Linked DNA regions of Mus musculus: region 2 is linked to region 1. A link is a loop called in an ENCODE intact Hi-C map of the cell type or tissue named here. Cell type or tissue: heart. All regions are shown on one strand. Each heading gives the region's core, and the rest is flanking DNA. Links, peaks and the distances in the headings are about the cores only.

Region 1 (4,553 bases), core at 405-4,404:
AGGAAGGCTGAAGGCCAAGCATGGAGCCCACCTTGGTCATTTGCTTCTTGCCAGAACTAGAGGCAAATCGACGTAAATCAAAAATGCCCTGCAACAGACCGGGCCTCTCCAGCAGCAGAACTGAGGCTCAGCAGGGACAAGGCAGACACTGCTGCTGCCTTTTCAAAGGCACTAAACTTGCGGTACGTGTGGCATAATTACTATATCGATTAATATTAGGTGTTTCCAACATGGGGAACTGATAAACTGGGGTGGAGAGATGGATGGATGGATGGATGGATGGATGGATGGATGGATGAATGGATGGATGGGTAGGTAGGTTAAGTAAATGGGTGGATAGGAATAAACCCCTCAGATAAACTCCTGTAATAAGAGCGGGCATTTTTGAGAAAATAAAGGAAATGAAAACCAGAACACTAGATGCTGGCCATGCCTCCCCACCTCTCTTAGCTTTTGGGTTTCATTTATCAAGTGTTACCTGTAGAATATAAACTTGATAAGGGAATGGGCACAGTCCTTAAAGATGGCTTATATACCGTAAAGTTCCCATGGTGACATTTGGTATTAAGAAAATATAAATAAAGAGTATTCCTTTATAAAACATGAAGCTAAATCACACTTAGATGAAATGCCAGCTATGAGAAGTGACAAAGGGTTTGTAAACTAACATAAAGATCTGAGTTACACAGCCTGATAGTAACTTAACAGTTAAATGCCTACTTTAACAACCAGCACAGGATCCACCAAGGTTAATTCAAGTTGCTCCAGAAATGACTTAACATTAACTACATCCAAAGAAACCACTGGCTCGTTACCAAAGGCTTCCCTGAGTCCCTGTGGGTTACCTGACAATGAGAGCACTCTGGGGATTAGATGAAAATGAAAAGTCTAGGAGTGAAAACCCACAGCCGGTCATGTTGGCTCCTGCCCATAATCCCAACACTCAGGAGGTGGATGCAAGAGACCTTGAGGGGTCCAGCCTTGGCTACATACTGAGACTGAGCCAATCTGAGCTGCAGGAGAGAGACCCTGGCTCAAAGCAGGGGAGAAAAGGTATTGTTAATCCGAACAAGTTCTAAATTTACTTAGACCTGAGAAGGTCCTCCTTATTGCCCAATATATGGTTGCGTTAAACAACATTTCTTTCAGCGTCAGTCAGGGTGTGGTGCTGTGCTGTTGCTGGGTGAGGAGGCAACTCTGGAATCAGGCTTACAAAGGAGCTCCTGCTGGCCTCCAATGTGAGCCTCTCTGTGGGCTGTTCGGCCTGACCAGGCTTGTCTGAGGCATCCACTCACACGGCAGTCTGGCTCCCCTTCCAATCTTGGGCATATTGGCTCCTGTCTATAATCCCAACTCTTGGGAGGTGGATGCCAGAAGCTTAGGGGTTCAAGTCTAGCCTTGGCTACATACTGCTATCCAAAGAAGAGCAGTGGGCCAATTTTTCCTAGACCCGGAGGCAGAGTTCCCTATTTTCTCTTCCCTTCCTTGTGTGTGTTTAGTCAGTCACGCGCCAGATGGTGTCTTCTCTGCCACTGTTTTCTGTCTTTAGACATCAAAGGGAGTAGGTAAAATATGTTCCCGGTGTCATAGGCCTAATGTAGTGTGCTGACCTAACCTGTATTCAGAGGCTTGCATTAAAACTGCCCCAATGCAGATCAGCCAGAGAAGTAAAGAGACTAACAGCCAAATCAACCAACTGCTTACTGAGAGCCTCTTAAATATTCTTCCTCTAGCAACAACTTCTGCCTGAGAAATAGTCACACAAGCCCAAGGATAGAAAACGATCAAACCTACGGAGCCATCTCTCCAGCCCTGAATATCCGTTTCTATAAAGCAATTTTCACATCTTATTGATTAACTATAATAACATTGGCATTATTCTAATTGACTGTCAATCACTCCTGCCCTGGTCTAAAAGTTCAAAGAGAAAGCAGCAAGGGACATGGCTGGGAACATGGTAGCCTTCGCCCTGAGCTGGTGGAACACACTACAGTGAGTAGCTTCTTGTAAAGCCATGTCTAAACCTCCGTGCCATCCAGAGGTGCCCGCAGCTGCCCCAGCAGCAACTCTTCCCACCCAGGAGGAAACAAAGGAGGAAGGAGGAAGCGCAAGAGGACTCTTTCAAGCATGAGGTTTTAAGTGGCTTTCCTGCCTTTAAAAAAAAAAAAAAATCAGTCACAATGCAATCGAATTCCTCAAAAGGCTGCTAATACTGCCACCTAGTGAACAGTGGGAGAGGCAATAGACAGACCCAGGACCCAAAGAATATCTCTAAAGCAACTCCCAGAGGCTAAGCCCCCCTCCCCCATCTCAATCTCCTTTGAGGCATTACATGCAGAACACTGAGGAGAGGGAACAGTAGAAAGCCGTCGAAATGTGGATTGCTCCGTGCAAGAATTAGCCAAACTTCAGACATGAGCACAGTGGGGTGCACAAATTCCATTTTCCCATAAAGCACTGGACATCTCTGTCCATCTCCAGCAGGGACTGCCACCAGCTGTCCTCAGAGTGTCCTGCTGTAGCATGGCCCTCTCGTGTGGTAACTTTCTGTGGTTTTCTTGAGTTGGTGCCCATTGAACCTCAAGGGCCCTGTTAACTGAGTATCAGGTCCCACTTCCTCCTTTCCCTTGAACAGCAAGCAGAGCAGATGTCCATTTCAGCATGCCCCCAACTCCTCACACGATGCACACTGTCCTGCCTTCTCACTTCCTCTTCCTGTGGTCCCAGCATCTTCCTCCACTGATTCCATGGTTTATTTTATATGTTCTTCTAAGCTACCATGAAATTTTCCCTAATCAAAATTGATGTGTACAAGTGAAAGCCATCAGGAAATGCTTGTGTGTATACTGTGTTCCCAATGGGGTCCTGATGGTACAAACACACACATCGGACAATGGGAATCCTGACCTCTGGCGTCTCTTCCAACTCATACACTCTCCATTGGAGGTCTGCTGACATACAAGCCAGACCTGTGACCAGTGTCCTCATCAAAGCAATGACCTAGCTTCTACTCACTCCAGAATGGCTTCCTAGCATGTCTGCCTTCAATTCCTGCAGCCTGTTCAGTGGCCAGGGCCGTCTTCACTTATCACTCTACAGATGCAGTCTTAATCAACACTTGTCCATTCCTCGACAGGTACCCACATGTTCCCAAGTACCAAGTGCTGATAGAAAAGGTTTCTGTTTTACTATAAAGCCTTATCTAAAGGCACAGAGTAAAAGATTACAGAAGCAGGCATGAAGAAGACGACAACATTGAAACCCCTGATTCAAAACACACAGGCTGGCATAGGCTGGCTTTTCACCATATCTTTGTGTACACCCACTGAGCTGCCTACAATCTGTGTTTAGGTAATGACTGACACCTGAGAGGGGTCCACCACCTAAGTCCTTAGCACTAGTAATGAGATATTAGAAACTATAGAGGTCTCAAAAATGACCTTCTTAGTCCTACACTTGGTTCTGTTTGTTTTCTTCAGAACCATCTGAAGTATAAAATAGCTGAAGGGTTCCTGTCAGCAAAGGATGGGATGGGAGATGTGGGTGGGTCGAGAAGGCAGGTATTCAGGGTAGCAGGTGTGTTCCTTACGCAATGGAAGCTGCTTTTTATTTCAGAACATTGTGTTTTATAGGCTTAGGCATACAAGCACTGAAGGGTCACATGATCCTGGAGCTGACTAGAACGGAAACATTCCTAGGAAGATGAATGATCAAAAACCCTGGGAAAATGGGAACAGTGCCATTCGAAGGCCAGGGCATCAGCCTCCAAGCTTCTGATGTCGTCCTATACAAGAGAGGATGCTGTATCCAAAAGGGACAGAAAACCTACCTTGTCTGGAATTGGCTTCCATGCAGGGAACCCAAATCTAGATATTCAAGTGTTTGGTGAGGACACATCAGAAAGTGTGATTGACAGAGGGTCTTGTGATTTTTATTCCAATGTAACTAGCAGTTGAGGCCTCTGCCTCTTCCCACCTATGCTCTGGATGGAATCCAGAGTCTAGAGGGAAACAGAGTCCAGACAGACATGCAATTTTAGAAATTGGGAACTAAGGCTCAGAGTGAGTGAAGAACTTGGCCCAGAGAGCTGGGCTTGGTACGGTGTTGGTGTCTGCAACTTAGTGAAATTCCTTGGTCTGCTGTTCTTAGTAGAAAGCTATGGTCTAGGCCAGTGCTAGCCAACAGAACTTTGGGGGTTAATAGCATGACCTCTTTAATGAAGACCCAAACCCCAATGTCCAGGTCTGGCCACCTTCTCTTGGAACATGGAGACAAGGACAAGCTGACACTCAGAGTGACTTTTACCTATTGTCAGTCAGGCCTGAGGAGTAGAGGAAGTGAGCCCTGGACAGAGTTTGAAACAATCCAACAAGACAATGAATTGTGAGATCGCCATCGCTACCTTCCTCGGGATCCTATAGACAGACATCAGCTCTGTCAACAGCAGCGCTACATACCAGCCTCTTGCTTGTGGCGGTCCCCAGATAGACAGCAAGACCATGAAAATTGATTTCTACCTGTGGCTCTCAATCGACCATGAAGACAAATCTCAA
Region 2 (4,553 bases), core at 311-4,310, 61 kb before region 1:
CAAAACCTTTTTTAGAATAACAGAAATATAGCCAGGCAGGGGTGGTGCACGCCTTTAATCCCAGCACTTGCACTTGGGAGGCAGAGGCAGGCGATCTCTGAGTTCAAGGCCAGCCTGGTCTACAGAGTGAGTTCCAGGACAGCCAGGGCTATACAGAGAAACCCTGTCTCAAAAACCAAAAAAAAAAAAAAAAAAAAAAAAAAAAGCAATAACAGAACTATGTCCATTCTCGCACAGCCCAAACTCCACTGGCCAGTGGAACTCAAGAGAGCAACAGCTTCCAACCGGTCTGGAACTGGAGAGCTGCATAGGTGTTTACGAGAATTTTCTGAGTGCTTGGAATGCAGTACTGGCGGAGTCTGACTACCCCAGCACCCCTCTGTCCTCCTTGTATAACCTTTAATGAAAAGTTATTGGATGCAGAAAAATGACCCTATTCTGTTGAAAGAGTGGGAGGAAAAATTCATAGGAAATAAAATGAGGTGTTAGGCTAGCTGGGGAAAAAGGAATGTCAAACACAGCACGGGTTGAAGTTAGTTACAAAGGTATGAGATCAACAAGCCAGAAGATAATCCGTGAGGAGTGGCCAAAACAGAATGGGATGCTCAAAAAGAGCAGCTGAAGACCAGGGAGGTAGTGATGGTAAGAATACCAAGGAAAGGAGGGTGGGACTGTGTCTGTGGGAGCAGGGGATGTGAAAGGTGGGGGAGGGCTATGTCTGTAGGGGCAGGATAGGTGAGACAGGGGATGGTATAGAAGATGCTCTATACCAAGAGCTGGGAAACCTACCCCTTCCCCTTGTAGTATTTAGCCACCAACTAGGGGATAAAGGCTAATTAAGGCTATCGCAATTACGTCCGTAAGTACTGGACTGAACTTGGCAAAGAGAAATGGAATTCAGAGCACCAATTAAAATGGTTTGGGAGTTTTCTTTTCTTTTTAAAAATACAGTCTTATGGTGTATCTCTCTGGCTGACCTGGAATTGACTGTGTGAGCCAGGGTGCCCTTGAACTCAGAGAACTCTGCTTTCCTCTCAAGTGCTGGGTTTAAAGGTATGTGCTATTGCAAGAATAGCAACAGTCTTACTAGCCACTGGGAAGTGTAGAACAGGGAAGACAGGTATTTATGTGTGCAACTTAGAATCAATATTGAGAAGCATTAAAACCTATCCTTCTGGGTTGGAGAGATGGCTTAGGGGTTAAGAGCACTGGCTGCTCTTCCAAAAGTTCTGAGTTCAATTCCCAGCAACCACATGGTGGCTCACAACCATCTGTAATGGGATCCGATGCCTTCTCCTGGTGTGTCTGTAGAGAGCAACAGTGTGCTCACATACATAAAATAAATAAATCTTTAAAGCAAACAATCAAACAAACAAAACCTATGCTCCATTCTCTTCACTGTTTAACACTCTCTGTTGTAGGAGCTGGGGATACAATGTAAAGGAAAGAAACAAGACCTCCACTCTCACTGGGCTCACAGCCTAGTGCAGATGGCACACATAGGAAAAAGAAACAGACAAGAGGCTTAGCAGGAGTGGAGGGTCCTCAGCAGCCTTGGCAGCAGCCCTGTCTGGAAGACTCCGCTGCTCACTGAATGTGGTTTGCAGCAGGGTCTTAGGCCAGCATCCTTCCTGAGCTGGCCTCACACCTGCAAATCAAAGGTCATCGAGTCCTTTTTCCTCTCATCTCTACCCTGTCAGTCTGGTCTGAAATTAGGGCTGACCACAAAAAACCGTGACAGCCTCAACTAGAGAAGGCTCCCCAAGTCCAGGACAGATCCCTATGAGCTCAGAGGGAAATCGGAATCATCACACCGATAAGGCTAGCCTTTATGTGTAGATTTACCTCCTATAAAACTCCAAACCCCATAAAAAGGCCCATCTGTGGCCTCAACAGCAGTGTAGCAATGTTCTTGTGGCTCTTCTCCATTTGTGAGTGAGATACAGGCACGTTAGAAATCAGTTCACCCAGACTCAATGCATTATTTACTTGATCAATTGTAACTTTATAAACAAGTGCCATTTTCCGTCCAAATGATATTCGATTTGGGAAGACCTGAAACGGACTCTGCCTCACCAGCTAGTAGCTCAGACAGCAGTGGTTCTCAATTCAGTTTTGTTCTCCGTGGTGACATCTGGCAACACCTCAAGGGAGCGCTACAATAGGCGAATGCTTCAGTGGTGGCCTGAGGTGGCATTGAATATTTGCCCCCTCTCCCAAGATAGCCTTTAGGCTCCAAACGCCAGTAGTGCCAAAGCCAAGAAATCCTTGCTGAAGATGTCCAGCAGAGCAAAACATCTGCATACAGAAACATCTGGGCTGTTGCCTGCCACCCCTCTATTTCTCAGTGGGCTATAACATTATGTGCCAGGGACAGGGGTTCTTTTTAAAGACAGAGTCTGCTATGTATCTCTAGGGCATGGAGTTTGCTCTGTAGACCTCAGACTTAGTGATTCTCCTATGTCTGCCCTGAGAGTGGTGTACTACAGATTTGCACCAGCGTGCCTGGCCGTCCATCTTTTCAACCAGTGTATATTCATTGTCTAAAACAATGGGTTTTGTGGTGACATTCTCACCCATGGGTACCATGTACTTCTGTCATACCCCACGCCCCACTCCCTGATTCACTCCTCCTGTCTCCCACTCCCTCCCTCGTGCTCCCTTTTCTAAAGAGTTCCTGTTTTACTTGACCCAGCATCTGAAAGACAACACACAGTATTTATCTTTCTGAGAAAATGCCACTTTCGAGTAAGAAACACTCGTTATTTTTCTAGACTTCTACCATAATGAGCTATTCTTTATTATGAGCCAAAAAGCAGGAGACATTTCCAAACGAATGTGCCTTGGACTTTTAAATGGACAAGGCTCTGATATTATAACTCTATTAGTCAGGGCAAAATGGCTTCATTGTTCTGCTGCACACTCTAAGCCCAATTACCGAGCGAGCCATGAAGGATAATTACACCCGTGTGCCACAACCGCACACATGATTAACATGTTTATACTCAACAGACACTGACTGCCGAAGCTAAAGAGTTAATTCCCACTAAAACTGTCCCCCTCTCACAGGAAGCATGGGGACCTGGCTGAAGAGCTGAATCAGTGTCATAGAAGTGTGGCATTGCCACAGAGTCCCACCATGACAAGAGGCCGAGTATGGCGTGCTACAGCTAGGGGCATCATGGGGGACCCACAGCTATGGCTGGGAAGCAGGCATGAAAGCCATGAAGATAAACTAAATGGTGCTGGTCATGAAGTGAATTCTTCAGCATTTGGAGGCATCAGAGTTAGCAAGCCAGCTCCTCCAGGAAAAGACAGTGGTATAGAGAAAGCACGAACTGGAACTGGACCAGGCCCTTCAGAACAGGTCTAGCAGGAAGCGCTCCTGCCGACAATTGAGCCTTAAGCTTTCATATCCAAACACCTTCCCCCCAATACCAATCTACACTATTCACTATATGGAAAGCCACAAGCAAGATGCCAGTAACATTAGTATTCTGTATTCTGCTGTTAAAGGATGTGTGGTGGCAGGTAAGGCACAGTGTCTTATATTATCAAACAGTTAACTTTGTTTCACGGACTTACTTAATTTGCTTCTTGAGACAGTCTTGATATGTTGTATCCCAGGTCGGCCTCAAACCCCAGATCTGCCTCAGCTGCCCAAGTTCTAGACAGAGGTTAGTTCCTTTCAAACCTGGTTCTTTTCCAGCTAAAAGCCATTCATTCATTCAGCCACACAGGAACGCTAGGCTCTGTTTGAAGAAAGCTGGACTTCTTTGCCCTGGGAGTGTATGTATACTGCCTGTCTTAATCTTGCCCCTGCCTCCCTACAGCTAGTCCAAACACTGCATGCAAATAAGGAAAGTGAAAGGGTATTTCAAAAGCCTTAAGTACCAGACTCCCTGACAGCATCCATGGCGGAACAGCAGCCTCACAGTTTGCTTCGTCTATGTGGCTGCCAGACAGTGTGGTGCTCCTTTCTTTAAATCCTTAGATTTCATCGCCATGTTAGTAAGCTGTGTCACGGTTGTTAACCTGCACATGAGCCCGACAAAAGCCCTCCTTCCTATCCCAGCTCCACACCGCACTCTGTAAATGGGGATGGGGTGGGGGTGTCCTCACTTTAGGAGGAAGACAGATTTAGTTTTTCACTTAGTAACTATGAAGAAACCAACACGGGCCAAGCCGCTTGGTGCTGAACAGAACAGCCACGGGCTGAGCCTGCGCAGATGGAACCTAACAATCTACAGGAGACAGACGAGTGCCTGTACAGGTTAGTGACTGCCTTAGTCACTGCTGTGGAGGTGACCTCACAAGGGCAGGGTAGGGAGTGATCTTGGGATCTGCAGCCATTAGGGTATGTGGGGGGAGGGGATGAGAAACAATCTAGCAGAAAGGCAGTATGGGGCAAGACCAGCTTTGTATCCTGAAACGCATCTTGAAGCTATTGGGTATTTTAAACGAGGGAGTGAAATGGTCCATTTACGTTTTAATAAGATTTCTCTGGCTAGTCAAAGGATTATGTATTAAAATTCCCTTCTACAGCTCCTGGT

Evidence for each region. A loop is a pair of places that touch in the nucleus more often than their neighbours do. Peaks named below come from ENCODE experiments on the same cell type or tissue, not always from the same donor. Only the 100,000 strongest peaks of a DNase experiment are listed, where the experiment ranks them.
Region 2: it touches region 1 in a loop (2.5-fold over the local background); 1 of 42 quality-filtered maps calls a loop at or near these places.

What each region holds. Positions count from the first base shown.
Region 1 is chr19:25,338,887-25,343,439 of GRCm38, reverse strand. The region is part of intron 3 of Kank1 (KN motif and ankyrin repeat domains 1); the gene reads right to left. Among named protein-coding and RNA genes, the nearest start is that of Gm52392, 60 kb to the left of the region's middle. In heart, for the core only: a CTCF peak has its summit at 2,219 (motif pointing left); no DNase peak of the experiment used is centred there; H3K27ac peaks cover 1,624 bases.
Region 2 is chr19:25,400,122-25,404,674 of GRCm38, reverse strand. All of the region lies in intron 4 of Kank1 (KN motif and ankyrin repeat domains 1), which reads right to left. Gm52392 (a long non-coding RNA gene) reads left to right here and starts at 3,838. Exons shown (of 3, transcript XR_003952906.1): 1 at 3,838-4,273; 2 at 4,546-4,553. In heart, for the core only: no CTCF peak of the experiment used is centred there; no DNase peak of the experiment used is centred there; H3K4me3 peaks cover 273 bases; H3K27ac peaks cover 2,004 bases.